Linked DNA regions of Homo sapiens: regions 2, 3, 4, 5, 6 and 7 are each linked to region 1. A link is a loop called in an ENCODE intact Hi-C map of the cell type or tissue named here. Cell type or tissue: PC-3. All regions are shown on one strand.

Region 1 (4,000 bases):
TCAGAAAGCACATAAACTGGAAATTCTCATGCTCACTCTGACCTTTGTTTGCCAGGGCAGAACTTCTTTCCCATGCTCTGAGAATGGAAAGAGTATGGCATTTTGTGAATGCTTGTAAGAGCTATTCAAGCCATTATTTCACCCAGGCAAATGTGAATGATAAAGAGATGCTAAAGTGTTTTTAAAGACAAAATGTTCAAACCTTACTCTGGTCTTAGAAATCTGAAGTGATTGTGTAAAGCCTGAATTGAAAGAATTGAAAGCTTTAGTTTTCATGAAAGAAAAGTAGTGACCATTTTTTTTTTATCCTTGTAGGCACAGCATATTTAACAAATAGTGGTGAACTGCATTTATTTGTTTTTATTTTAATTAATTAAATTTCACTAGAGATCATGATCATATAGAAAATTTACCAGTCAGCCCATATAATGCAGAAAAAACCCCTCTCTTTTTACCTTGGAAAGAGTTTACTATTGCTAAACAGTTGTCTAAACTATCAGCTTCAAACTTAAATAAGTTAATATATTTGAGAAATTTGGCCGGGTGTGATGGCTGAAAAGCCTGTAATCCCAGCACTTTGGGAGGCTGAGGCGGGCAGATCGCTTGAGGTCAGGAGTCCAAGACCAGCCTGGCCAACATGGTGAAACCTTGTTTCTACTAAAAATACAAAAGCAAATTAGCCGGGCGTGGTAGTGCAAGCCTGTAATCCCAACTACTTGGGAGGCTGAGGCAGGAGAATCGCTTGAGCCTGGGAGGCGGAGGCTGCAGTGAGCCAAAATCACATCACTGCATTCCAGCTTGGGAGACAGAGCAAGACTCCATGTGAAAACAAACAAACAAACAACAACAACAACAACAAAACCAAGCAAACAAAAGAAAAAGAAAAGAAAAAATATTGTGAGAAAAATTCTCCCCTTTTCCAAATTATACTTGTTTAGTTATAATGCCTTTGTTCTTGCTAAATTTCCCACTTGTTTATTCTCCTGGCACTATGGAAATCTACTTCAGTATGAAAAAATTTTCTATTCCTGTGTTGTAAGAGTTTAAACATGATCAACAACAAAGTGTTTTTTGGGCCAGGTGCAGTGGCTGGCTGGGCACGTTGGCTGACGCCTGTAATCCCAGCACTGTGGGAGGCCGAGGCGGGTGGATCACTTGAGGCCAGGAGTTCAAGACCAATCTGGGCAACATGGCGAAACCCCATCTCTACTAAAAATACAAATTAGCTCGGCTTGGTGGTGCGCACCTGTAGTCCCAGCTACTTAAGAGGCTGAGGCAGGAGAATCGCTTGAACTCGGTAGGCGGAGGTTGCAGTGCGCCAAGTTCATGCCACTGTACTCCAGCCTGGGGGACAGAGTGAGACTCCATCTCAAAAAAACAAAACAAAACAAAACAAAAAACAAAGTATTTTTTGTTATTATCATGTGAAATATGAAGTGTTCTGTGAATCATATTTCTTAGAGCTGAAGTAAATCTGTAAATCATTGGGTCTAGTATCCTGGGAGAAATGACTATCTCTATTAAATAGAGAAGAAGCTGAAGTCCAGACAGGTTTACTGCCTTGCCCATCCCACAGCCAGTACATGGCCAGGCTGGAGCCACTGTGCCCCCTGCTGCCAAGTGAAACATGCTTTCTGTTTTCTGGAAGTGACAGGCAGAGGAGATGGAAACTGAAGTGGTAACTCTGGGAGGGGAGACGGTAAGATTTTAAATGAAGGAGAGGGACTGATTAGTGATCAAGAAACAATAAGAGGATTTAATGAGTTCTTTTCCTTTGGCTAAATACTCAGTAGTGAGATTGCTGGATGGAATGGTAGATCTACTTTTAGCTTTGAGAAAACTCTGTAGTGCTTTCCAAAGAGGCTGTACTAATGTTAGTACTAATGTACTAACATTCCCACCAGCAGTGTGTAAGTGTTCCCTTTTCACCACATCCACACCAACATCTATTATTTTTTACTTTTTAATAATGGCCATTCTGGCTGGGCGGAGGTGGTATCTCATGGTTTTAATTTGCATTTCTCTGATGATTAGTGATACTGAGCATTTCTTCATATGTTGGTTGGCCATTTGTAAGTCTTCTTTTAAGAAGTGTGTGTTCATGTCATTTGCCTGCTTTTTGATGGGATTATTTGTTTTTTTTTCTTACTGGTTTGTTTGAGTTCCTTGGAAAAGAGTCAGGGCCAAGGAGGTGAGAGACCTGAGTCAGACCTGTACTGTTCCTAAATGAATTCAGAATGCAGTGATAGTAAGTTTCCATTACTTCTCACTATCTTGTCGGCCCCAAAGTGATTTGAGCAAACCAGACTGACTATTATCTGATCGTGAAGGGGCCAGATAAGCCCCCAGTCAAGTTCAGGTAAGGCCCCAACTTAAGTTCTCACTGCTCTGAGAGAGCAACAACCAGGGAAGTTGGTTGGCTAAAGGTTTCACTTTAGAATAGGGGTTTTCCAGCTTGTGATTCAGGATGGCATTACAGCAGAGGAACTGGCAGTTTTTTATTCTCTCAGAGTTACTGGTAATGTTTGTTTTGGTCTTCTTCCCTTTCTTTCTTAGTCAGCAAAAAAATATTCTCTTGGGAATACTCCCCTGGTATTCTATATATATATATATATATATATGTATAATATATAATATATATATTATATAGCATATACAATACACTCCACCCCCAGGCTGGAGTGCAGTGGTGAGATCTCGGCTCACTGCAACCTCTGCTTCCCAGGTTCAAGCGATTCTCCTGCCTCAGCCTCCTGAGTAGCTGAGACTACAGGCATGTGCCACCACGCATGGCAATTTTGTATTTTTAGTAGCGATGGGATTTCGCCATGTTGGCCAGGCTGGTCTTGAACTGCTGACCTCAAGTGATCTGCCTGCCTTAGCCTCCCAAAGTGCTGGGATTTCAGGCGTGAGCCACCACACCCGGCCTAGTGTTACTATACACTTAAGGAGAAGAACATGTGGCAGACATGGGCTTTTTTATTTTTTGACAGAGTCTTACTCCATCACCCAGCCTGGAGTGCAGTGGCACGATCTCAGCTCACTGCAACTTCCGCCTCCCAGGTTCAAGCAATTCTTCTGCCTCAGCCTCCCGAGTAGCTGGAATTACAGGCGACTGCCACCACACTCGGCTAATTCTTTGTATTTTTAGTACAGACGGGGTTTCACCATGTCGGCCAGGCTGGTTTTGAACTCCTGGGTTCAAGTGATCCACCCGCCTCGGCCTCCCAGAGTGCTGGGATTACAGGCATGAACCACCACGCCCAGCCCAACCTTGGCTTTTTAAACAAATCTTCAGAAACGTTTTCTCCCAAAAAGTGGTTAAGAGCATGGACTCTGCAGCTAGAATGTTTTGGTTCAATTTCTGTCTTTGGCATTTCCTGGCTTTGTACCTTTGGATGATTTGCTTAACCTCTCTATGCCTGGGTTTCCCCACCTGTAAAATGGAAACAGCACTGGCATAATACCTACCTTAAAGAGTTATTGTAAGGTTAAAATAAGGTTTTAATTGTAAAATGCTTGTGTAAGTGTTCAGTGCTCTATGAGTGTTGACTCTTGTTATTATTATCACTTACTGTTTGGTAGGGGAGGAATGGATAAGAACATTCTTCATACAGAGGCCCTGGATAAAGTGGTTCAGTTTGCCTTTATTTGACTTCACTCTACTCCAGAAACAAACAAATCAATACTATTTTTTTCCTCCTACTTCATCTCATAAAGATTTCCTTTAATTGATGTATGAGCATTTTAGTTTAGGAGAAAGTTGATTTTGCTATTTTTTCTTGTGTATTATATGAGCATATATAATATCTTTCAATTACTGTTCCAGTTCATCCAGAGGAAGGTACTCAAGAGTTTTTTACACTTATTCACAGCTATGATGTATTTTTATCTATTTGTATACTTCAGTATTAAGCACTTGTTTTAATTTACCTGTTGCTTTATAAAATACCTAATTGTCCCTTACGACCACTCCATTTCTTTAGGATCATTATTCTTA
Region 2 (4,000 bases), 200 kb before region 1:
TACTTCAGGTCAGGAATTTGAGACCAGACTGGCCCCGTCTCTACTAAAACTACAAAAATTAGCTGGGCGTGGTCCCAGCTACACAGAAGGCTGAGGCAGGGCCAGGTGAGGTGGCTCACACCTGTAATCCTAGCATTTTGGGAGGCCAAGGTGGGCGGATCACATGAGGTCAGGAGTTCGAAACCAGCCTGGCCAACATGTTGGAACCATGTAGAAAGATGGAACCATGTAGTAGAGATGGAACCCCATCTCTACTAAAAATACAAAAAAAAATTAGCCGGGCATGGTGGCGGATGCCTGTAATCCCAGCTACTTGGGAGACTGAGGCAGAAGAATTGCTTGAACTCGAGATCACACCACTGCACTCCAGCGTGGGCAACAGAGCAAGACTCCATCTCAAAAAAAAAAAGAAGAAGAAGAAGAAGGCTGAGGCAGAAGAATCGCTTGAGCTCAGGAGGTGGAGGCTGCAGTGAGCCAAGATGGTGCCACTGCACTCCAGCCTGGGGGACAGAGCAAGCCTCTGCCAAAAAAAATTTGAAAAGGTGCAAAAGCAATTTCACGGAGGAAGGATAGATAGTCTTTTCAAGAAACCATGCTAAAGAAATTAGATATCTATAGGCAAAAAAAAAAGTTAATCTCAACCTTTCACATCTTCCAACAACAAAAAACCCAAAATGTATCACAGACTTAAATGTGTGAACCCCAAATACCGGAAACAGGTCTCATTCAGTATAGAAAGTTTATGTTGCCAGGTGCAGTGGTTCACACCTGCAATCCTAGCACTTTGGGAGGCCGAGGTGGGTGGATTACCTAAGGTCAGGAGTTCGACCAGCCTAGCCAGCATGGTGAAACCCCATCTCTACTAAAAATACAACAACAACAAAAAAAAATTAGCTGGGCGTGGTGACGGGTGCCTATAATCCCAGCTACTCGGGAGCCTGAGGCAGGAAAATCACTTGAACCCAGGAGGTGGAGGTTGCAGTGAGCCGAAATCGTGCCACTGCACTCCAGCCTGGGAGACAGAGTGAGACTTCATCTCAAAAAAAAGAAAGAAGGAAGGAAAGAAAGGAAGGGAGGAAGGGAGGGAGGGAAAAAGAAAGGAAGGAAAGGGAAGGAAAGAGAAAGAAAGAGAAAGCAAGAAAAGAAAGAAAGAAAAGAAAGAAAGAGAAAGGAAGGAAGAGAAAGAAAGAGAAAGAAAAAGAGAGAGAGAGGGAGGGAGGGAGGAAGGAAGGAAAGAAGAGGGGAAGCCGAAGGGGAAAGGGAAAGGAAAGGAAAGGTTCCAGATGTTACTAATCATGTTTCTTTGTTAGGGAGCCTGCTGAAATAAAGAATAAAGAGCAAGGAGTAGATATAAACAGTCAGAGAAAAGGCAAATAAAAAATATAAAAAGGATGCTATTTCTTACATGTGTTTGGCAAGAGGTTTGCTCAAAACACTGCTATCAATATTTCTCACAGGGAAAGGCAAGCTCCAGGTTTGAAAAGTAAACATGCTGCACCTAGAACTAGCCTTTAAAAACTCCTAGAACCTTAAAGTTGGCTAAGTCTATAGTCAGATGGCACCAGCACCATTCTCAACTTTGTGTGCATTTGTGATGCCTTCTACCAGAATACCCCCCTACACCCTAGATTAGGCAACTAGAGATCAGAACATAAGTCTTATTTATTAATACTTTTTGAATTGATTACTTGCAAGAAAAATTCCTTTTGAGTCAGCTTACAATGAAAACAACGAGGCTACTAAGGAAGGGAGCCAAGAAATTACTGGTGGTTGAGGGACACGCTGAAGAGGAATTGTGCCAGGAATCCCTGGCTAAAGAAAAGTAATAATGATGACAGTTACCATTTATTGAAAGCTTACTATGTGCAAGGTGCCGTCGTAAGTGCTTTTCATGTACTATCTCATTTTATTCTCACAAATCTCTAGAAGTAAATAACACTATGTTTGCAGAGAAAGGACCCAGGAGACCCAAGTGGATTAACAAGAATTAGGGGGGTAAGAGTGTGAGACCATATGAGTGAGGGGTAACACAGCATGGTGGGGATGTATTTAAGAAAGACCACAATGAGTGTATGTGTCCAGAATGGAAGATTGTGTAAGAACACGAGGGAAAGGGTGGAGGGAAGGGAAGGGTTACAGATGCTGAGAGGGAACCGAAGGCGTTGGGGAGGAGGGGAGGAGTTAGTTGAGGCAGGAGAGAAGCCAAAAGGGAGGTGGAGGAGCAGCCAATAGGGAGGGAAGTGGGAAGGACTTAGAGGAAGGAGGAGGAGCAGTAAAAAGGAAAACAGAAGAGCAGAGGGGAAGAGACTAGAAAAAGCAGCAGTGAGGAGGAAGGTAAAGGAGAAGAGAGGGAGGGGTAGGGAGAGGAGCCGAGAGGGAGGGGAAAGAGAAGGAGATGGGAGAGGGCGTAGCATCCAGGAGAAAGGAGGAGGGGGAGGAGCCGAGAGAGCACTGGCAGAACAAAAAGAGACTGGGTAAGGAGTCGATAAGGGGGGGAAGGGGAGGAGCCAAGATAAGAAGGTGGGGCCGAAACAGTAGGCGTTGGAGCCGAGAGGGAGAAGGAAGAAGACGAGATGAGAGGGAAGGGAGGGAGCAGAAAAAGAAGAGGAAGGGGAGGAACTGTGAGGAAGGAGGAGATACTGAGAGGGCGGGAAAGATCCGCGAAGTGGGAGACTCCGAGATTGAAAGCCCCTGAGACATACCCACAGGGAAGGCAATGGCATTCCGGGTCCAAGTCCATGAGCTCTCGGCCCTGGTCGTCCCCTATCGGCCCTATACCCCTACCCGAAGCCTTCCCCTCACATCTCTCTCACTCCCTCCAATCCTCACCTGACAAAATGCGATTTCTCGCTCCGCCTGGCAGAAGTTGACCGCGGCTAACCTGGGAAGGTAGAAAGCCGTGCAGCGGGCGGCCCTGAAGCCTCAGGAGCAGCCCCAGCCTCAGCAGCCACCTCAGCCCGGAGAGGGCGGGCCACTGGCGCTCGAGGTTGGTTCCCACGCGGAAACCACGAGTACTCATTTCGGGAGCCGGCTCAGGCACTCGGGAACACACACATGAAATCGGCACCCGTGGAGGAAATAAGCGGAAATGACAAGAGCCTCGGACAGGGAACAGCCGAGGCCGGCTAGTGGCACTATAACTCCCAGGACGGCCACTTAGTCGGGATAGAACATGGTTCGCAACCCGGTTGCTAGGGCGCCAGTAGGCGGGCATCGTGAGCTGTCGCGGTGCGCATGCGTGGGGATCCCCGCCGAGCCGAGCCGCCCCGCCCCGCCCCGCCATCCCCAGACTTCCCCGCCTCGCCCTTTCCCGTGGCTCTGGCGGTGCCTTGCGCTCTGCCTCGCTTGCAGCCACGCTAGGCCCTGCACAGGTTGGGGGGGGCGAAGGGAGGCTGTCCTAGAAGTTTCATCATAGCAGGGGCTCGCCTCCTCCCGAGGTTGCCTTTCTTAGTCCCAAACTAGCAGTGTTACCGCCCCTGCCATCTTCATTTCTGGCTGCAGGAATTAGGGGGTGTGGCATTCTAGGGCCGCACGGTCCAGTGCGGTGCCTATGAGGCACTTAAAATGCAGCTTTTCCGAGTTTGATGTTCTGTAAGTGTAAAATGCACTCCAGCTACCAAAGACAAAAAGAAAGTAAAACATTTCGACCTGCGCGGTGGCTCAGGCCTGTAACCCCAGTACTTTGGGAGGCCGAGGTGGGTGGATCACCAGAGGTCAGGAGTTCGAGCCCAGCCTGACCAATATGGTGAAACCCCGTCTCTACTAAAAATACAAAAATTAGCGGGCGTAGTGGCGTGCGCCTGTAGTCCCAGCTACTCGGGAGGCTGAGACAGAAGAATTGCTTGAACCTGGGAGGTGGAGGTTGCAGTGAGCCGAGATCACACCACTGCACTCCAGTCTGGGCACCAGAGCGAGACTCCGTCAAAAAAAAAAAAAAAAAGCGTGAGGGGGGCCGGGCGCGGTGGCTCACTCCTGTAATCCCAGCACTTTGGGAGGCCCA
Region 3 (4,000 bases), 110 kb before region 1:
ATATATTATAAGTTTGGGCCACTTCTTCCACACAAAGTGGATGACCAAGTGTACCACCAAAAGCTCTGCTGACTGTCTTTCAGAGTCACCCTTGAGTGGGGTTGTAGGGCAGTAGCTACATATTTTCAGCTGGTACACAAATACTGAGCCGATCTATCAATGAGCTAAATTTGAGATTTTTCCTTCTATGCCAGCTGATCATAAGGAATACTTCCCCTTCCATGTGCCCATTGGTGTCAGTTAAGGAAGAAGCACCAGTGCATCAGTTGTGGATGACATAGGTGTCTGGACCACCTGTTTCTGTAGCTTACTTGGGTCTTTTGGCCTGCTAGCACCCAATCCTGCTGGATGTACCACTTTATCTTACAATAAATTGCTGCTGGGGCCTGCCCAACCTTATGATGGGGTGGGTCTGACAGACCCAAGCTCATGATAAGCAATACTGGGAACACGGTTACTTGATATCCAAAGGGCAAGTACTCAAAAAAAAAAAAAAAGAATCTGGGCCAGGTGCGGTGGCTCACGCCTGCAACCCCAGCACTTTGGGAGGCTGAGGTGGGTGTATCACCTGAGGTCAGGAGTTCGAGAACAGCCTGGCCAACATGGCAAAACCCCGTCTCTACTAAAAATACAAAAATTAGCTGGGTGTGGTGGCCCATGCCTGTAATCCCAGCTACTGGGGAGGCTGAAGCAGGAGAATCACTGGAACCCGGGAGGCGGAGGTTGCAGTGAGCTGAGATCGCACCATTGCACTTCAGCCTGGGTGACAGAGTGAGACTCAGGTTCAAAAAAAAAAAAAAGTCTGAAGAGCAAGTGCTCAATCTCTACCAGGGCCCAGGAGCATACCAGGAGCTCCTTTCAAATGGTATATAGCTTTCTGCTTCTAGATGGCATGGCCTTGCTCCAGAACCTTAAGGGTCTGCACCGCACGGTTCCTATTTGGGCTTCTTAGGGAGTCCACATTTTTCTTCTACCACAGATACGTCTCATATCAAGGAATCTTTTGGAGCGTATAACCCAAGTGGTGCGATTGCATTTACTGCAGCTTGGACTTGCTACAGAGGCCTTTCTTGTCCAGGGCTCCACTCACAACTAGTAGCCTTCTATGTCACTCAATAAATGGGTTATTACAGTACTTCTAAGTGTAGAACATATTGCTTCCCTACCCAGAGTCCCACCTTTGGACTCTTTCTTAAAGGTGGGAGGTTAAAGGTGCAATAATTTGTCCATCACTTTGGAGTGAATGTCCCAGCATTCCCTAGACCCTAGACCACTGGATCCCTAAAAACTTCACTCATGTAGCTCATCCCTGAATCTTTGCAGTGTTTATCTTTTACTTTCTAGAATGTACATCTTATTAGGACACCCAGGGTACTTCTGCTTCTTGCTCATCAGGTCCGGTTAACATGATACCATCAATAGAGTGGACTGATATGATGTTCTATAAAGTATTTAGTTGCTTCAGGTCCCGTTAAGTTATAAGAGAGAGCAGGAAAAATAACAGCCTTGGGGTAAGACTGGGAATATATACTTCTGTCTGTTCATGTGAATAGAACCAGTTTCTGATTTTCCTTCCTGACACGTATGAAAGAAATGTATTGGTCCAAATCAATAGCCATATACCATCTACCAGAGGTGTGTTAATTTGCTTTAGTTAAGATACTACATCAAGTTCAGTAGATACAATTGGGACTATTATGTTTACTGGGCAGGTGGCAGACTGATATATATATATATATATTTTTGAGACAGAGTCTTGCTCTGTTGCCCAGGCTGGAGTGCAGCGGTGTGATCTTGGCTCACTGCAACCTCCACCTCCCGAGTTCAAGTGATTCTCCTGCCTCAGCCTCCTGACTAGCTGGAACTACAGGCATGCACCACCATGCCTGGCTAATTTTTGTATTTTTAGTAGAGGCAGGATTTCATTATGTTGGCCAGACTGGTTTCAAACTCCTGGCCTCAAGTGATTGGCCCACCTTGGGCTCCCAAAATGCTGGGATTACAGGTGTGAGCCACCGTGCCCGGCCCCCAGACTGATTAATTAAAGAAAGATATGACGAGGACCATGCCTCCTGCATTATTTAATATTTTGAGGGTGACACTAATCTTTGCTATTTCTCCCTTCCCCCAGATGTAATATTGGTTTTTATTTACTGTTTTGGCCATTGAAAGGTTTTTCTTTGGGGGTGGTGGTGACTTTCAGGGGCTTTCATAGGCCTTTTCCTATTACAGTAGCTCTCACTCTATAGAGCAAAGAACTGAGGTAAGGATTCTGCTAACTGCTAATGTATTCATTCCGATGATTCATTTGGGAGTCATGGAGATGACTGTTGGACTCATTGTGAGACAAACCTGGGCCAATATCCCAATTATTTCCTGACCCCCATAAGCCTCTCCCTAACAAGTGGGCCACAGTAACACTTTGGCTCCTGGGTATCAGTGTCTATTTATTTCCTGGGTCCAGTAGACTTGAGAGAGTCTCTGTATTCCCCTTTCCCCAGCTATCTGAGTAAATGGTCATAGACACTTTTGGAGAAGGCCTGGAGAATGCTACTAAATATACTTACCATGTTGTTATAGGGCCCTTTCTCATGGGAACCTGACCTCTTTTTCATTTTATGGGCTTGGGGTCTGAGAACTAGCTTAGGTCTGGAAGTTAGAAAAGGAGCTGTGACTTTCCATTGGGGCAACTGACTTCAGACTTCTGCTTATCTATATATTTATATATAGTAATACCCTTGCTGGCTGTTTTTCTGAATTGCCCCTAGGAACACAATGTTCTATGGGCCATCTCATTAAATCCCTGTGAGTCAGGAGGCATCCCTTGGTGTCATTCCAACCTTGCTGCCTATACTTATAACCAATTCACTTTTGACGGTTAAGTGTTGTCACCTAGTTTCCCCTATTTCAGAATCCTATCACCTCTATTAGCACTAGGGAGCCCAGTTCTGTATGAGCATCTCCTATCATCAGCCCTGGTTTACAGAGGACAGCTACTACTATGGAGCTTTTCTTTTTTTTTTTCTTTTTTTCTTCTTTTTGTAGAGATGGGATCTCCCTATGTTTCCCAGGCTGGTCTTGAACTCCTGGGCTCAAAGGATCCACCCATCTTGGCCTCTCAAAATGCTGGGATTAAAGCATGAGTCACCATGCCCAGCTGACCATGAAGCTTTTATTTATTTATTTATTATTTATTTATTTATTTATGACGGCGTCTCACTGTTGGCCAGGCTGGAGTGCAGTGGTGCAATCTCAGCTCCCTGCAACCTCTGCCTCCCAGATTCAAGTGATTCTCGTGCCTCAGCCTCACAAGTAGCTGGGACTATAGGCATGTGCCACCATGCCCGGCTAATTTTTGTATTTGTTGTAGAGACAGGGTTTCACCATGTTGGCCAGGCTGGTCTCGAACTCCTGACTTCAAATAATCTGCCCTCCTTGGCCTTCCAAAGTGCTGGGATTACAGGCGTGAGCCACCACGCCCAGCTGAAGCTTTTCAATAATGCTGGTGTCCCTTCACTATCACATTCCTTATTGTTTTGGTAAGTGAACTATACTCTGGGCCCCTCCAATGAACATAGTCAACTGGTCGGTCTTCTTCTCTCATGTAATAAATCCATCCTAACATGTTCACTTCTCTAAGCTTTTTGATCTATTCCTCTATAGTCTACCACTAAGTTCTAGTATTGCTGCTTCATTTAGTGTGGACCACTGCTTTATTCTACCTTCCTAAAACCATTTCAAAACTGGCCTCTGGGGTACTTGCCAGTGTGCTGAATCCTGTGTCACAGGAGAGTACCTCCATATTAACACACTTTTCTCTATTCAGTTTTGTAATCTGTCCTGTAGATCCAGCATCCTCAGATATACTCTTCCAGTTTTTGCTGGTAAACGTAAGCCAAGTTCTGCAGCTCCTTTTGTGTATATAATGACTCTCTCTTTGTGTATAATTCCTCTCCTCCCTCAGCAGATCAAGCACTTCTCCCGTTATCCCATGTTGAAA
Region 4 (4,000 bases), 210 kb before region 1:
GCACCTGTAGTCTCAGCTACTCAGGAGGCTGAGGCAGGAGAATCGCTTGAACCTAGGAGGTGGAGGTTGCAGTGAGCCAGGATGGCACCACTGCACTCCAGCCCAGGCGACAGAGCAAGACTCTGTCTCAAAAAAAAACAAAAGCAGAAAATAAGAAACAGGTGAAGAGAGAATTTACAGACTGGATGATAGGCCAGGAAAACATAACACAAAGAAAAAAAAGGAAAACATAGAAGAGAAGTTATATATGGGGCAGAAAATAAGGAGCATTTAACATAGCTTTAAATGGAGTCTCAAAAGGAAAGAAGAAAATATCTGGCAATGGCTGAGAATTCCAGAACTGATAGAAGACAGTAATAAAGGAAACCCAAGGAATTACAAACAGGATTAAAAGCAAAAAAGAAAACAAATCCATAACTAAACACATAATGAAACTGCATGAGACCATCTAAAGAAAGAGGTTCCTAAAAAGTGTGGATATAGGCTGGGCACAATGACTCACACCTGTAATCCCAGCACTTTGAGAGGCCAAGGCAGGTGGATTATCTGAGGTCAGGAGTTTGAAACCAGCCTGGCCAACATGGTGAAACCCCATCTCTACTAAAAATACAAAATTAGCTGGGCATGGTGGCGCATGCCTGTAATCCCAGCTACTTGAGAGGCTGAGGCAGGAGAATCACTTGAATCCAGAGGTGGAGGTTGCAGTGAGCCAAGATTGTGCCACTGCACTCCAGCCTGGGCAACAAAGCGAGACTCTGTCAAAAAATAATAGTAAAATTAAAAAATAAATAAAAAGTGTAGACATAGGCTGAGTGTGGTGGCTCACGCCTGTAATCCCAGCACTTTGGGAGGCCGAGGCGGGTGGATCAAAAGGTCAGGAGTTCGAGACCAGCCTGACCAATATGGTGAAACCTCGTTTCTACTAAAAAAACAAAAATTAGCCAGGTGTGATGGCGCATGCCTGTAATTCCAGCTACTTGGGAGGCTGAGGCAGGAGAATTGCTTGTACACAGGAGGCAGAGGTTGCAGTGAGCCAAGATCATGGCATTGCACTCCAACCTAGGTGACAGAGCAAGACTCGGTCTCAAAAACAAACAAACAATATGTTGTACACAAGAGACATATCTAAAACAAAGAGATTCTGAAAACTTAAAAATAGAAGGATAAGCAAAGTTATACCAAGCAAATGCATACAAAAAGAAAGCAAGGCCGGACACGGTGGCTCACGCCTATAATCCCAACACTTTGGGAGGCAGAGGCAGGCAGATCACCTGAGGTCAAGAGTTCAAGACCAACCTGACCAACGTGGACAAACCCGTCTCTACTAAAAATACAAAATAAGCCAAGCATGGTGGCACATGTCTGTAATTCCAGCTACTCAAGAGGCTGATGCCGGAGAATCGCTTGAACCCAGGAGGTGGAGGTTGCGGTGAGCCAAGATTGCGCCACTGCACTCCAGCCTGGGCAACAAGAGTGAAACTCTGTCTCAAAAAAAAAAAAAAAAAAAAAAGGTGGCCTGATTCAGTCATTCCACAATGCAAGCATATATCAAAACAGCATGTTGTACACCGTAAATATAAACACTTTGTCAACTTTAAAAGTAAAAATTAAAATTAAAAATAAAACAGGCCGGGAACAGTAGTTCACGCCAGTAATCCCAGCACTTTGGGAGGCCAAGGCAGGTGGATGACCTGAGGTCGGGAGCTCGAGATCAGCCTGGCCAACATGGCGAAACCCCATCTCTACCAAAAATACAAAAATTAGCCATGCATGGTGGCAGGTGCCTGTAGTCCCAGCTACTCTGGAGGCAGAGTCAGGAGAATCACTTGAACCTGGGAGGCAGAGGTTGCAGTGAGCTGAGATTGTGCCAATGCACTCCAGCCTGGGCGACAAGAGCGAAATTCCATCTCAATAAATAAATAAATAAATAAATAAAAATATGTTTCTTAAAAAAGAAAATAAGGAGGTGGGACTTCCTTCTTGGCCCAAGACATGGTAGAATAACAAAGACCAGATTTACCCTCCTACTTACACAACTTTAAAAATGAGTAAAATATGTAAAGCAACAGTTTCCAAACATTGGACAAGAAATATAAGAGTGATCACCTAGGGAAGGGGAACAAATAAGATAAGCCCTACTATTGCCTCCAGCTTACTTCCTAGATAAAATTTCCAGGCTGTGACACAGGGAAAAGGTATCCATGCACAGCCCTGCAGTCTCCTAGGGTTGAGAAAACAAAGTTCAAAGTCCAGGGAGGCCAAAGGCACTAGAATTCATGGAGCAGAGGACCAGAGAGAACAGAGCTGCACACAGATAAGTTTCTGGAAATATGTAGAGTTTTCCTTATCTGGTCCGTACATGCGTGTAAGGTGTGTCTGTTATTGATATATTGCCTCTCAGCTCCAAATTCATGAGTTTTGCCCCCCATGAAAATAATTCAGACCCTTTAAATAGTTTACCTCTACAAACTGGCACTAAAGCAGGTTTGTCAGTAGAGGGCGCTGGAGAGACATCGCAAGGGAAAGGGTTTATTTCCTGGTTGATCTTGGCTCACTCCACAGGCTTCTGTTTTCTTTCAGCATGCTGCAGCCCCTAATGAATGAATGAACCCAGGTATCACAACAAAAAAGAGAGACAAAAAAAATCATGTGCCTCCTGATGAAAGAACACAACTGCCACCTCACCTTCTCAAAGAAGCCAAACCTGAATCTGATCAAGCCACTGGATCCAGCTGCCAATTTGCAGGAAATATAGGACACAGGAACATGCACAATGGATTGGATTGAATGATACAGGGATGGACAGATATGTGATAAATCAAATAGAGCAAAATGGTAATTGCAGAATATAAATGTTGGATAGATGAGTGTCCACTATATAATTCTATTTTTTTTTTTTTTTTTTTTGAGACAGGGTATCACTCTATCACCCAGACTGGGGTGCAGTTGTGCTATCACAGCTCACTGTAGCCTCAGCCTCCTGGGCTCAAGCGATCCTCCCACCTCAGCCTCCTGAGTAGCTGGGACTACGGATGCATGCCACCATGCACCAATTTTTAAAAACTTTTTGGAGAGATGGGGTCTTGCAATATTGCCCTGGCTGATCTCCAACTCCTGGGCACAAACGATCCTCCCACCTTAGCCTCCCAAAGTGCTGCGATTATAGGCGTGAGCCACTGCGCCTGGCCCACCCAAGTTTTCTGTTTGAAAATGCTCATAGTAAAATGTTGACAAAAGACATATAAAAAGTCAAGTTTAAACTATACTGTGGCTAGGCGTGGTGGCTCACACCTGTATTCCCAGCACTTTGAGAGGCCAAGGTGGGCAGATCATCTGAGGTCAGGAGTTCAAGAGCAGCCTGGCCAACCTGGTAAAACTCCATCTCTACTAAAAATATGAAAATCAGCCAGGCACGGTGGTGTGCGCCTGTAATCCCAGCTATTTGGGAGTCTGAGGCAGGAGAATCACTTGAACCCAGAAGGTGGAAGTTGCATGAACCGAGATCGCGCCACTGCACTCCAGCCTGGGCAACAGAGCAAGACTCCATCTCAAATATAAAAATAAAATATAGTGTCTAGGGAAGTATATTTAGGTGGTGAAACTACAAAAGAAACTCAAGGAAGTGATTAGTATAAAAGTTACAATAGTGGTTACTTTGGGAGAAAGCAGCATGTTGTAAATGGGCAGGGACACATGGAATCCTTCTGAGGTACCTGGCCAAATTCTATTCTTGGCCCTGTTGTGGTTTACGAAGGTGTCCCCCTTGTAATTATTCATTAAATGCTATTTCTGTTCTCTGTGGCTTTCTGTCTGTATTTTACAACAAAAGGGTTGTTTTTTTAAAAGTCCGTATCCTTTGACCCAGCAACCACTTTAGGATAATTATTAATTACTAATTACCCTAAAGTAATTATCAGTAGAGAATCGTTTAAGCCCAGGAGTTGGAGACCAGCCTGAACAACGTTGTAAGACCCCACCTCTACAAAGTCCGTATCCTTTG
Region 5 (4,000 bases), 73 kb before region 1:
TTGGCCAGGCCTGGTGGTGCGCGCCTGTGGTCCCAGCTGCTCAGGAGGCTGGGGCAGGAGAATCGCTTGAACCTGGGAGGTGGAGGTTGCAGTGAGCCAAGATGGCGCCACTGCACTCCAGCCTGGGTGACAGAGCGAGACTCTGTCTCGAAAAAAAAAAAAAAAAAAAAAACTAATGTTGGAATTCATGACTTAGGAGACAGAGAAATTTGTGTGATAAAAAAGTACAAGGTGTAACCTTCCAAGAGGTTAGCTAAAGTGGAGAGGAAGTATACATTTAAGATAACAAGGTGTATCAGTTGGTGTCCAATCAGAACATAGACACTACATAGTATTTTTTTTTTTTTCTTGAGATGGAGTCTGGCTCTTGTCGCCCAGGCTGGAGTGCAATGGCACGATCTCAGCTCACTGCAAACTCTGACTCCCAGGTTCAAGCGATTCTCCTGCCTCAGCCTCCAGAGTAGCTGGGATTACAGATGCCCGCCACCATGCCTGGCTAATTTTTGTATTTTTATTAGAGACTGGGTTTCACCATGTTGGCCAGACTGGTCTCAAACTCCTGACCTCAGGTGATTTGCCCACCTTGGCCTCCCAAAGTACTGGGATTACAGGTGTGAACCACCGTGCCCAGCCTACTACATAGTAATTTTAACAAGAAGAGTTTAACATAAAGAATTAACAATAACAGGGGATTGGAGTGTTGAAGAATTGGTTAGTAATAAATAAAGGAAACTCTAAAAAGTATGGGATAGCAGATATAAATAGCAGACAATATAAAAATAATATGTAATGGCCGATACCTCTAGAGCTGTGATAACCCTCCTCTCCACCCACGGTCGAGATCCAGGCCTTATTGGAGAAGTTGCTCTGGTGCTGAGTTGGTGGAACTTGTTGGATGTACATTCTCTGGAACTTGCTGAAATATACCCCTCTACGGTGCTGGTTCACATGGAAGGTGTCTGTCTCATCAGAGATTCTTTGCTGCCTAAACACTCAAGGGTAGTGCCTGGGGAGGTTGCTACCTACTGTTTGTTGGGAAAACCAGTGCTGCAGAAGGTGGGCAATAGGAAAGCTGGGAGCTCAGCAGGAGCTTGTGGAGTGAGCGCACAGAAAACAGGAAGTAAAACCCCTTCTTCCTGCAATGTCTCTCCACCACTGCCTACTGATAAAACTTTGTATCATGCCAGCTGGCAAAGTCAGAAATATTTCAAGGTCCCAGGTCCATTTCACAGAATAGGCATAAAGGGGAAATGAGAGGTAATAAATTGATTACAGGTTGAGAAGTTCAAGGAACTGAGAGGTCTTGATGTTGGATTGTTGTTCTTGTGGATATTGAAATGACCCAAGTGTTGGCAGAAATTAGAGTGGTGTAGAAGGTTAGAGACCAATAAACTCATTTCTCTAAGTGTGACCTTGGTCTATCTGCATCAGAATCAAGTGGGATACTTTGATAACACAAATTCCTTTTTCCCACTGCAGATCTTCTGAACTGGAGTATCTGGGAAGAGAGCTCCCAAATATTCTTTTTTAGTAAGTGCCTTAGTAGATTTGAAATGAAAGAGAATCGGTTAGTAACATTTTAAACACACAAAACTAAATAGTAAAACAGGTACCAGTGTACCCAGCATTCAGTCTTAACAAATGTTCACATTTGCCTTATTTCCTGAAGATCTTTTGATTTTTCATGAAATGTTACCTATTTTAGCTTAAGTTCCACTCTCACCTTCCTTTCTCCTTTATGCCTCACAGGAGATGATCATATGAACATTGTTTTTTGTCAATTCCTGCTTTAGGCAATAGAGAGCCTTTGAGGGTTTTTGAACAGGGGTATTAACACTAGAGGTGTTTTTGGAAAATCAACCCAAATGTGCCCTGTTAGAGAGTTCATTAGGATGAGAGGATGGAGGTGGAAAGCCCTTGAAGAGGCAGGTTCAGTGGCCCAGAGGGTGTGGTACTGAGGATCTGAGGTAGGGTGAGAGATCTTTGCTTTTTTTTCTCATGCTCTTGTGTGAAGCCTGCTCTTTGTGTTGCTGTGACCCCCAGTCTTTGAATTCCCCCTCTTCCCCTATTCCCTCAGTTCATCAGCTCCTTTCTAGCTTCATTTGAGTCCCTAACCAGCCTGGGTTTCATGGGTACCCATTTCACCTATATGCTTGCCACTGCCCTGGAATTCCTTGCTTTGTTGACATTTTACCACACCAACTGTAACTTCCAATCTTTATACAAATAGAACTGGTTCTTTTGCCTTGAGGCAGTGGCCTTGCCATTCTGATATACTTTATTACTCATAGTAATATTTGCTATAGTGAGTGTCCAAAATGAGGCAGAGTTTTATCCAGATGACCTTGGTGAACTCAAGACTGTTTTGGAGGAGGCTGGGTTCACAAAACTTACTCAGGCTTTGTTCTTCATCAGAAGATGTAAGTGATACCTCAATAATACTGCCAGATTTTGTTTGTCTGTAGAGTAAAATTTTGATGAGCAGTTGTGAAAACTGTTCAGATGACATATAAAAATGTGTTTAAGTTCGTCAGATTTGGGAATTTTATTTATCAACAAATGTATTCTGTTTTTATTTCCATTACATAGATTTGGCCATGGGTCAACGTCAATGAAAACTTTTGATTGATTATACTTATTTTGCTTAAGTCACAAGTACATCAAGCAAACCTTGTTATAGAACTATGGACAGACACAATAACATGAATGAGTATGAAAATGATGATGTTGAGTTAAGAAGCCAGAAAAAAGATAGTACCATACTGTGTACTTCCATTTATATAAGATTCTTGAAAATGCAAACTAATCTATAGACACTGAAAATAGATTGGTGGTTGCCTGGCATTTGGAGGCAAAGAGGAAAGAAAGAATTGAAAGGGCACGAGGACAATTTTGGGGGTGATGGAAAGGCTTATCTGGATTGCATTTGTGTGATTGTATCAAAGATGTATGTATATGTCAAAATTCATTAAATCATATATATGCAGTTCCTTATGTGTCAATTACAGCTTAATAAAATGGTAAAAATCATTAACAAGAAAAAATGTTTGTTTTAAGCCATTTAAACCAACCAACAAACAAAAAATCCTTGCTATAATCAGTTACTGTCTATATCAGGGACACCATCTGAATACATTCATTTATTCATTCAGCATTTTTTAACATCTACTGTGTATACCTGGCAGTCTGCTGGTAACACAGTGTTAAATAAAAAAAAACAAGACCCCGAGTTTAGGAAGTTTACATTCTTGTGGAGGAGTCAGATCATCAGATCAACAAGTGATAATAGTAAAGTGTGACAAGTGTCCTGACAGAGCAAGAAAGGGCAGCTTTGAAAATGTTTAGTAGGGTTATCTAAGCTGATTCTTTGGTAGTAGATGCCTGAAGCTGTGTTGAAAAGAATTCTGAGGCTTAGTAGGAAAGAGCTATACATGATCTGATGTCTCCCATGCACGAGGAGAGGTAATCATGGTAAGTGCCACACATTTGCCAACATAGGGTTATACTATTAAAGTTGGCCTTATCATAAATTTCCCAATAGTATGCCTATTTCAAGTGGTTCTGAAAATGTTTGAGAATGATGAAGATCTCTTGTTATAGACAGTTTTTTTTTCAGAGCAGTATTTTAAGTGCAAAGTGTTTTTTTGTTGTTGTTGTTGTTGGGAAAATAAGAATCTTCCATATTGTAGTGTAGACAGAGGACAAGTGCTCTTTTGTTCTCAAACATTCTATTTTTTCAAGTGTATTTTACCCACTTATGTGACTGAGTCTGAGCCTTTGCTAAGGGTACTGCAGCTGGATTATGTAGTGGAACCAGGTCCAGAAAAAGAATTGCTAAAGAATGCAAGTAAACAGGATGTCAGATGTTATCCTTAGCCTATTTCCCTAAACATAGCTTTTTGGCTGCAAAGTAAAATGCCATTCTTCTAGCTTCTGCTTATACACAGTGATGGCTGACAGCAGGCATAATCTTCGTTTGCTTGGCACGTTGTCACCATGC
Region 6 (4,000 bases), 56 kb before region 1:
AGATATTTTATTCTGGAAGGATTTCACTGAATGTATATGAGATTCAATTAGTACTTATTTCACTTTCTTTCTTCCTCCTTCCCTCTCTTCCTCCTCTCTTTCCCCCTCTCTTACTCTCTCTCCCTCTCTTTCTCCCCCTCTCTCTTTCTTTCTTTCCAGTACCAGCTGGTAGCAGTATGTTTTTTTCTCTGCCCCCACCCCCTCATTCCCTCCTGTCTCCCTGAGTCACTCCATCTGCCTTGTCACCGGAACAGCAGGGGTGCCCTCCCCAAAGTGAGGCTTGTGGGATGGACGATTTGCCATTTCCCAGGGGCTGCTCTGCAGGGAAGCAGTTCTGAAAGTAAGGCAGCTCTACTAATGATCATGAGTCAAGACTAAATATCTAGCAGCGCGGTGCCTCCTGGGAGGAGTTAGGCACAAGGCCCGGCCTAACCACTACAATTACCAGTAGTTGTAACGGGTATCAGCAGATCTTGCTTCAAGCCCTGACCCTGCCACTTGTGTGAAGTCAGGATCTCCTTTCCCAGGCCTCAGTTGAGTCATCTGTAAAATGAGGAGACTAGAGTAGGGGTTGGGTAATGTCTAATGGTTGTAATGTCTGTTTTTAACTTGCCCATTTCCATCAGTTTCCGCTAGGCAAAGCTTTGCATATTTAGCTGCTCAGTTGGAACTAGTAGGAAGACCAAAGAGGATTTTGGCAAGTTCTTTTCTTCTGTTGTGCAAATCTGACATGCTTAATGGAATTTCCAAGAGTTACATTAAATGTCACCCATGAGTCTGGCTATCCTAATGTTTTACAGATTGCATCGTATTTCTGTAAAAATTAGACATTGAATAAGATTTTAAATATTTCCCATCTATCATGAACATTTTCGTTCTCTCTCAAAGAGACTATTTGATTTGGGGCCTGTTATCAGAGAGGCCGGGAAGGGCATCTAGGATAGTTGGAGGAAGGGTGGTATGTGAAGGGCCTCTGGAGAGCCAACGCTTCTCGGGTGTCTCAGCGGCTCACCATAGAGTTTGGGGGTTCTGAGTTGCATCTGGGGGTGAGGGAGGAAGCAGGCCACCAGAAAGGGCTAGTCCATGAGTCCGGGAATCCCGCCCGAAGCTCTGGCAGTGACCCGCAACATGCCAGGCACCGGCAGCCCTCGGGTAGGGGCTGAAGCGGGCGGCAGCAGCATGCGCAGTGTGGCCGCCGCGGGTACACCGCGGCTTTTGCTGCTGCCACAGCTACCAGGGCTGCTGCTGCTGCTGCTGCTGCTGCTGCTGCTCTGCCTGCGCCGCTGTCACTTCCAGTTCCTACTTCTGCGATCCAGGTCCGGGTCACTGCTTACCCGCTGCTGGCCCAGTGCCTCCAGGCCGCTTTCCCTCCGCTGCTCGGCTCCGGCTGCGGGCAGGAGGGGACCGGCGCGGGTAGCTGAGCGTGGTCTGGAGAAGCTTCGCGGGCTGGCTCCCCCGGCAGTCGCTCCCCTCCACTCGCCACCCCGCGCACCCTCGCCCGGCTCGCAGCCAGCGCACCCAGCGGGGCGCGCCTCCGGCACCCCCAGTTCGGCCCCGCGATCCTCCGCCCGCCGAGCGGCACGGCTATGGCAACAAGAACTTGAGGACAAGACTCTGACTTCCCTTTAGATTAAAAAACAATCCCTGGGCTGGAGAGGTTGCGGGCGCGGCACAGAGTTTGGAGACGGGCGCCCCCTCCTCGCCCGCGTCCAGGCGCAAAGTTGCAGCCGCCCCTCCCCGCTGGGGCGAGCCTAGCCCAGCTCTCCAGTTTCGCCCTGGTGGCGGCCGCGCTCAGGGCAGGGTCCCAGCTCCGGCTGGGTTGATCTGTTCCCGCAGCCTTGGCACAGGCTTGCCCGCCCGCTCGCCGGCCCCGTGACTCGGGAGGGCGAACGGCTTCCAGGAGGCGGCGGCGGCGCGGCTGGAGTGAGGGAGCAGCTGGAGGACAGGCGGGCAGCGGCCGAGCCAGGTGACCTGCCTGGGGGCAAAAGGGTCAGGGGAAGGGGAGCGCGCGAGGGCCCGGGGGTGGGTGCCGAAGGACCCCCTTTGGAGAGGAACCGCCCTTCTTCCCCACTGCCGTGGCTCGCAGCCCCAGCTGCGGGGTCCGTTCTCTGCCAGGGCCTCACAGTTCGCTGAGATCCAGGGTGCCGGGAAGGGGGAGATGAGGGCCAAGGACGCAGAGCGAGGACGCGCCAAACTTAGGGGCGAGTTGTCCAGCTCTGGCCGCAAGGTTTGCATCCGACTGGATTCTTTCCTTCCCCCAGAACCAGAGCAGGAGTCAACAGTACCATTTTTAATACTACTGTGATGCCCTCCCAACCCCGAGCATCCATACATTTGGAGATGTTTTCTGCATTAAGTACAGAGATCTGTCGCAGGAATGGTTTGTAGATGGAAAAGACCTGTATTCTACAAGGTGTTCCAAAGTGCCTGTAGTTAATTACAAGTTTTCATTTTCCAGTCATTTAGGAACCCAACAGGTATTTGAGCTATTTCGTTTCTTAGCTCTGCAGCGGAGAGCCCTCAAGTTTATCTCTGCCTCTTCAAAGGTCTTATATTTTCATTTTTGATTTGTTATTGTTTTTGGATAGAGGGGTAACTCACATGATATTTTTCCCTTTTCTTAATGTGTAGTGGGAGTAAAAATACAGTAAATGAATATATTTTCCTCTGCAATTATGTATATTTTGGTCAATAAAAACTTTGCATAACCCCCCCCCAAAAAAAACCTCACAAAATAGGATAAATTTCAGTTTATGCTCTGTAAAGTATTAATAATTTTAAAGGCAAGATTCAAAGGTTCAAACTGTTTTTTTTTAAACTTATATTTGCCTGGAAAACTCATAGTGTCCTTGGACTTCCTATCTTAATTTTGACATTGACCATGGTAAGAGGATCTCTGATGACATCATTTGCTCCAGCCACAGTCTGGAATTCTGTGACTGAGAGCACCTCTCTCCAAAATGTAAGGCCTGGGCCTGCCCTTGTGCTTCAGCTGAGGCATTTCCAAGGATTTCTCTTCAGCAAAGTATTATGCTACATGCCAGGCAATGCTGCAGTCCCTTCTTACATAATAAGCCAGCTTCAGGCTGGTGTACTCTTTGGGTGTGCTTAGAGCAGTTAAAACAAGGGAGTGTTCTGTCTTAGTCTGGGTGCTGTGCAGATGATTGGAGTTTTGAACAAAGTAAATTTCCAGCTACTATTCTCATATTGCATTTCTTTGGTGCTTAATTTTTTGAATGCCTTCTAGTTATCTGAAACTCCCCGTGCCCTTGTAAAGGATGTAGGAGAGATGGCATTACTTTCACTTGACAAAGAAACAGAAAAGTTTAGTTAATCGAAGTCATACAGCTTATCACTGGTAGGATCAAAACTCTAACCTGGACCTCCTGCTTTCAGCCTAGGTTTTTTCTTTGTTCGTTTATTTTTACTAAAATGTGACATTTTATACAAAAGTGTTTTATGTGGCACATTTTATGGATGGTATGTCTTCCAAGCTACTAATTTTTTCTATTCTTTTTGCCTACTCACATCTCAGCCTTGTCTTTGCTTGTGCAGGGCTGGCGCTGTTCTTAGGGGTAAGGACAGGAGGAGAGTTTTTCAAAGGATGGTCTGTGGTTTCTATTTACCTACAGTCTGCCTCTTCTCTACTCACATTCAGGGAGAGCAGGTGCTGAATAGAGTGAGTAGCCAGGGCCCAGAAATTTCTGATATTCATTTGACATCATTAGTCCAAGTATAACATTACTTCAATCTTTACAAAGAAACTCATTCAGGAGAGGAAATTGAAGAGTATGAGTTTTGTTCTTTTATAGCAATCTGTTTATCACTGTGCTTAGGACCGTAGATGCAAAGGAGGAAAAGGAGTTGAGTATCTACCATTTCTCAGGCACCTCCTATGTTCCAGGCACTATGCTAGGTGCTTTAAATCTATTATCATATTTAGCCCTTGCAACACTCCTGGGAGGTAGGTGGCATTGTACTCATTATACCCTGGTGGAAA
Region 7 (4,000 bases), 150 kb before region 1:
GGAATTCATGAAGTGACAGGGTAGATAATACAGTAAATCTTAACATTGTTGAAGATTTCTTGAAGGGTTCTTGGAAACTTTTATAATGAAACCAGCTTTACCGTAGGCTAATTGACAAAAAATTTAAGTTCCTGCAACATATTTGTAGTTAAAAGTGTCAAACTTTTTTTGAGACATTGTACTCTGTTGCCCAGGCTGGAGTGTAGTGCTATTATGACTCACTGCAGCCTTGACCTCCTGGACTCAAGCAATCCTCCCACCTCAGCCTCCCAAGTAGCTGGGACTACAGGCGTGTGCTAGCATGCCTGGCGTTTTTTTTTTTTTTTTTTTTTTAAAGAGACGGCGGGGGTCTCCCTTTGTTGCCCAGGCTGGGCTTGAATTTCGCAATCCTTCCTCCGCCTCCCAAAGTTCTGAGATTACAGGTGTGAGCCACTGCGCCTGGTGCCAAATAAAAGCCAAAACACATCTAATACTAAACATTGAAATAAACGTGAGCTGTGCATACGTTTAAGAAAAGTTGAAAAGCTATATAGTTCTTTACCCAGTTACTTAAGAAGAGTTGAAAAGCTATCTAGTTATTTACCCAGTTATTTCAGTTCAGAGTCTCAGGAAACTAGAACCTGTCTAGCCAGCTCAAGGCCAAGGTGGGAACCGATCTTGGCCAGGAGACCATCCCATTGCAGGACATGCTCACACCCACATTCACTCAGATCGGAACCATTCAGACTTGCAAGTTTACCTTTGGGATATGGGAGGAAACAGGAGTACCCAGAGAGAAAGCCAATGCAGACACGGGAAGGATGTGTTAACTCCGCACAGTGGTCCCAGCCAGGAGTTGATTTTTTTTTTTTCCTCAACAAAATGATGTTCACTAAAATGACGTTTTTAAAAGATCTGCTGTATGTTTAATTTTTAAGAAACTACCAGAGTTTTCCCAGAGTGGTTGTACCATTTTATGCCCTCAGTAGCAATTTTTTTTTTTTTTTTTTTTGAGACGGCCTCTCTGTCGCCTAGGCTGGAGTGCAGTGGCATGATCTTGGCTCACTGCAACCTCTGCCTCCTGGGTTCAAACGATTCTCCTGCCTCAGTCTCCCAAGTAGCTGGGATTACAGGCACCCACCACCACACCCAGCTAATTTTTGTATTTTTAGTAGAGACGAGGTTTCGCCATGTTGGCCAGGTTGGTCTCAAACTGACAGGTGATACACCCTCCTTGGCCTCCCAAGTGCTAGGATTACAGGCATGAGCCACCGTGCCCGGCCTCATTAGCAATTTATGAGAATTCTGGTTCCTCCACAACATCCTTAACAACATGTGCTGCTATTGATCAGTTTCATTTTAACCATTCTGGTGGGTGGGGTAGTATTGATTTTAATTCACATTTCCCTGATGACTAATGATGCTGAGCACTTTTTTAAAAAGGCTTTATTTGGGGATAATTTTAAATTCTCAGAAGTTGCAAAGTAGAGAGTTCTCATACGCATTACCCAATTTCCCCTAATTTTAATATCTTACATTATTATGGTATTTGTCAACTAAGAGATTAACATTGGTATATTACCATTAACTAAACTCCAGACTAGGTTGGGTGTGATGTCTCATGTTTGTCATCCCAGCATTTTGGGACGCCAAGGTAGACCACTTGAGCCCAGGTGACCAGCCTGGAGAACATAGCAAGACCCACCTCTACAAAAGAATACAAAAATTAGCTGGGTGTGGTGTCAGGAGGCTGAGATGGGAGGATGGCCTGAGCATAGGAAGTTGAGGCTGCAGTGAGCCGTGATGGCACCACTGCACTCCAGCTTGGGTGACAGTGAGACCATGTCTCAAAAAAGACTTTAGATTTCACATATTTTCTACTGTCTTCTCTCCATTGCAGGATCTACTCCAGTATCTCACATTGCACTTCATACTGGGAGTTTTGTGTTTTTTTTTTCTGAAACGGGGTCTCGCTCTGTCACCCAGGCTGGAGTGCAGTGGCGCAATCTCGGCTCACTGCAAACTTCACCTCCTGGGTTCAAGCAGTTCTGCTGCAGCCTCCCGAGTAGCTGGGATTACAGGCGTCCACCACTATGCTGGACTAATTTAATTTAATTACTTTATTTATTTAGAGACTGAGTCTCGCTCTGTCGCCTAGGCTGGAGTGCAGTGGCACGATCTCCGCTCACTGCAAGCTCCGCCTCCTGGGTTCACGCCGTTCTCCTGCCTCAGCCTCCTGAGTAGCTGGGACTACAGGCGCCCGCCACAACGCTCGGCTAATTTTTTGTATTTTTAGTAGAGATGGGGTTTCACCATGTTAGCCAGGATGGTCTTGATCTCCTGACCTTGTGATCCACCCACCTTGGCCTCCCAAAGTGCTGGGATTATAGGCGTGAGCCCCCGTGCCCAGTCCATATGCCGGGCTAATTTTTGTATTTTTGCTTTTTTTTTTTTTTTTTTTTTTTTTGAGATGGAGTCTTGTTCTGTCGTCCAGGCTGGAGTGCAGTGGCATGCTGTCAGCTCACTGCAACCTCTGCCTCCTGGGTTCAAGGGATTCTCCTGTCTCAGCCTACTGAGTAGCTGGGATTACAGGTATGCGCCACCACGCTCAGCTAATTTTTGTATTTTTAGTAGAGATGGGGTTTCACCATGTTGGTCAGCATGGCCTTGAACTCCTGACCTTGTGATCCACCCACCTCGGCCTCCCAAAGTGCTGGGATTACAGGCGTGAGCCACCTCGCCCGGCAATTTTTGTATTTTTAGTAGAGATGGGATTTCGCCATGTTGGCCAGGCTGATGGGCAGTTTCTCACGTGCTTAATTAGCCGTGTGTATAACTACTTTCACAAAGTGTCTAAGACTTTTGTCTGTCTTAAAAATTGGGTTGCCTGCTTTTTAAATGTTACAGAATTTATTTATTTGTTCTGGATACAAATTGTCAGATATGTTACGAATATCTTCTCCCAGTCTGCCTTGCCTATTTTTTATTTTTTTCAATGAGCAAATGAAATCTAATTTAACAAAAATGGTTCTTGGTTTCTGTGACCTAACAAAATTGCCTACTGCCTGGTCATAAATATTTTTTCCTGTCTTCTAGAAGTTTTGTAAGTTTTTTTGTGACTGGGTCTCAAAACCTCATGACAAGGTTTCACCATGTTGCTCAGGCTGGCCTTCAACTCCTGAGCTCAAGGGATCCACGTGCCTAGGCCTCCCAAAGTGCTAAGATTACATACATGAGACACCATGCCTGGACAAGTTTTGTGGTTTTAACTTTTATATTATGTCTGTAATCCATTTTGAATTTTTTTGGGTATGAGGTAGGTGTTGAAATTGATTTTTTCAAATACAGATAGGCCTTTGAGCATCTTTTTTTGAAAAGACTAGCCTCCAGTACTTCAGTATCTTAATAGGAAACATACATACCTGGGTCCGTTACTGTACTTAAAAAAATTGATCGGTAATGTCTATGTCTATCCTTACCTTGATTACTGTAGGGTGTTTTTTTTTTTTAGACACAGTTTTGCTCTTGTCACCCCAGGCTGGAGTGCAATGGCATGATCTCGGCTCACTGCAACCTCCATCTCCCTGATTCAAGTGATTCTCCTGCCTCAGCCTCCCGAGTAGCTGGGATTACAGGCACCCACCACCACGCCTGGCTACTTTTTGTATTTTTAGTAGAGATGGAGTTTCATCATGTTGGCCAGGCTGGTCTCAAACTCCTGACCTCAGGTGATCCACCAGCCTTGGCTTCCTAAAGTACTGGGATTACAGGCGTGAGCCACTGTGCCTGGCCTGATTACTGTAGTTTTATAGTAAGCTCTCTAAGGATACTAATTTTTTAAAGTCCTAAAGTTTTCTTCCTGCAGAGTGGATTTTTTTCCTTTGAAGTTACTATTGCTGTTTTTTTCTACTTCAAACTTCTTACTAGGGGCTTTCCTCAAATAATTGGAAAGTTTTGGCTCTGTGTTCATGATTATAAGAAGAGAGGGGATTAACATGTTTGTAATCTCTGAGGGCTTTTT

What was found. A loop is a pair of places that touch in the nucleus more often than their neighbours do. Peaks named below come from ENCODE experiments on the same cell type or tissue, not always from the same donor. Only the 100,000 strongest peaks of a DNase experiment are listed, where the experiment ranks them.
Region 2: a loop joins it to region 1, with 6 times the contacts of the local background. A loop is called at or near these places in 74 of 110 quality-filtered maps.
Region 3: it touches region 1 in a loop (4-fold over the local background); 2 of 110 quality-filtered maps call a loop at or near these places.
Region 4: a loop joins it to region 1, with 20 times the contacts of the local background. A loop is called at or near these places in 74 of 110 quality-filtered maps.
Region 5: it touches region 1 in a loop (2.8-fold over the local background); 7 of 110 quality-filtered maps call a loop at or near these places.
Region 6: a loop joins it to region 1, with 2.9 times the contacts of the local background. A loop is called at or near these places in 21 of 110 quality-filtered maps.
Region 7: a loop joins it to region 1, with 3.0 times the contacts of the local background. A loop is called at or near these places in 7 of 110 quality-filtered maps.

Annotation. Positions count from the first base shown.
Region 1 is chrX:136,708,952-136,712,951 of GRCh38, reverse strand. All of the region lies in intron 7 of ARHGEF6 (Rac/Cdc42 guanine nucleotide exchange factor 6), which reads left to right. Among named protein-coding and RNA genes, the nearest start is that of CD40LG, 63 kb to the right of the region's middle. In PC-3, a CTCF peak has its summit at 1,616 (motif pointing left); a DNase peak (open chromatin) is centred at 1,601; H3K4me3 peaks cover 555 bases; H3K27ac peaks cover 891 bases.
Region 2 is chrX:136,908,610-136,912,609 of GRCh38, reverse strand. No RefSeq gene overlaps it. Among named protein-coding and RNA genes, the nearest start is that of RBMX, 30 kb to the right of the region's middle. RefSeq lists an enhancer at 3,546-3,595. In PC-3, no CTCF peak of the experiment used is centred here; a DNase peak (open chromatin) is centred at 2,369; H3K4me3 peaks cover 2,817 bases; H3K27ac peaks cover 637 bases.
Region 3 is chrX:136,821,688-136,825,687 of GRCh38, reverse strand. No RefSeq gene overlaps it. Among named protein-coding and RNA genes, the nearest start is that of ARHGEF6, 43 kb to the right of the region's middle. In PC-3, no CTCF peak of the experiment used is centred here; a DNase peak (open chromatin) is centred at 2,307; H3K27ac peaks cover 416 bases.
Region 4 is chrX:136,923,840-136,927,839 of GRCh38, reverse strand. No RefSeq gene overlaps it. Among named protein-coding and RNA genes, the nearest start is that of RBMX, 45 kb to the right of the region's middle. RefSeq lists an enhancer at 2,483-2,622. In PC-3, a CTCF peak has its summit at 2,488 (motif pointing right); a DNase peak (open chromatin) is centred at 2,519.
Region 5 is chrX:136,781,596-136,785,595 of GRCh38, reverse strand. No RefSeq gene overlaps it. Among named protein-coding and RNA genes, the nearest start is that of ARHGEF6, 2.7 kb to the right of the region's middle. In PC-3, no CTCF peak of the experiment used is centred here; a DNase peak (open chromatin) is centred at 2,245; H3K27ac peaks cover 1,715 bases.
Region 6 is chrX:136,765,110-136,769,109 of GRCh38, reverse strand. The region is part of intron 2 of ARHGEF6 (Rac/Cdc42 guanine nucleotide exchange factor 6); the gene reads left to right. Among named protein-coding and RNA genes, the nearest start is that of ARHGEF6, 14 kb to the left of the region's middle. RefSeq lists an enhancer at 574-683 and silencers at 1,416-1,695, 1,706-1,755, 1,613-1,781, 1,786-1,835, 1,896-2,025. In PC-3, a CTCF peak has its summit at 1,698; a DNase peak (open chromatin) is centred at 419; H3K4me3 peaks cover 2,375 bases; H3K27ac peaks cover 2,027 bases.
Region 7 is chrX:136,863,240-136,867,239 of GRCh38, reverse strand. No RefSeq gene overlaps it. Among named protein-coding and RNA genes, the nearest start is that of SNORD61, 14 kb to the left of the region's middle. In PC-3, no CTCF peak of the experiment used is centred here; no DNase peak of the experiment used is centred here.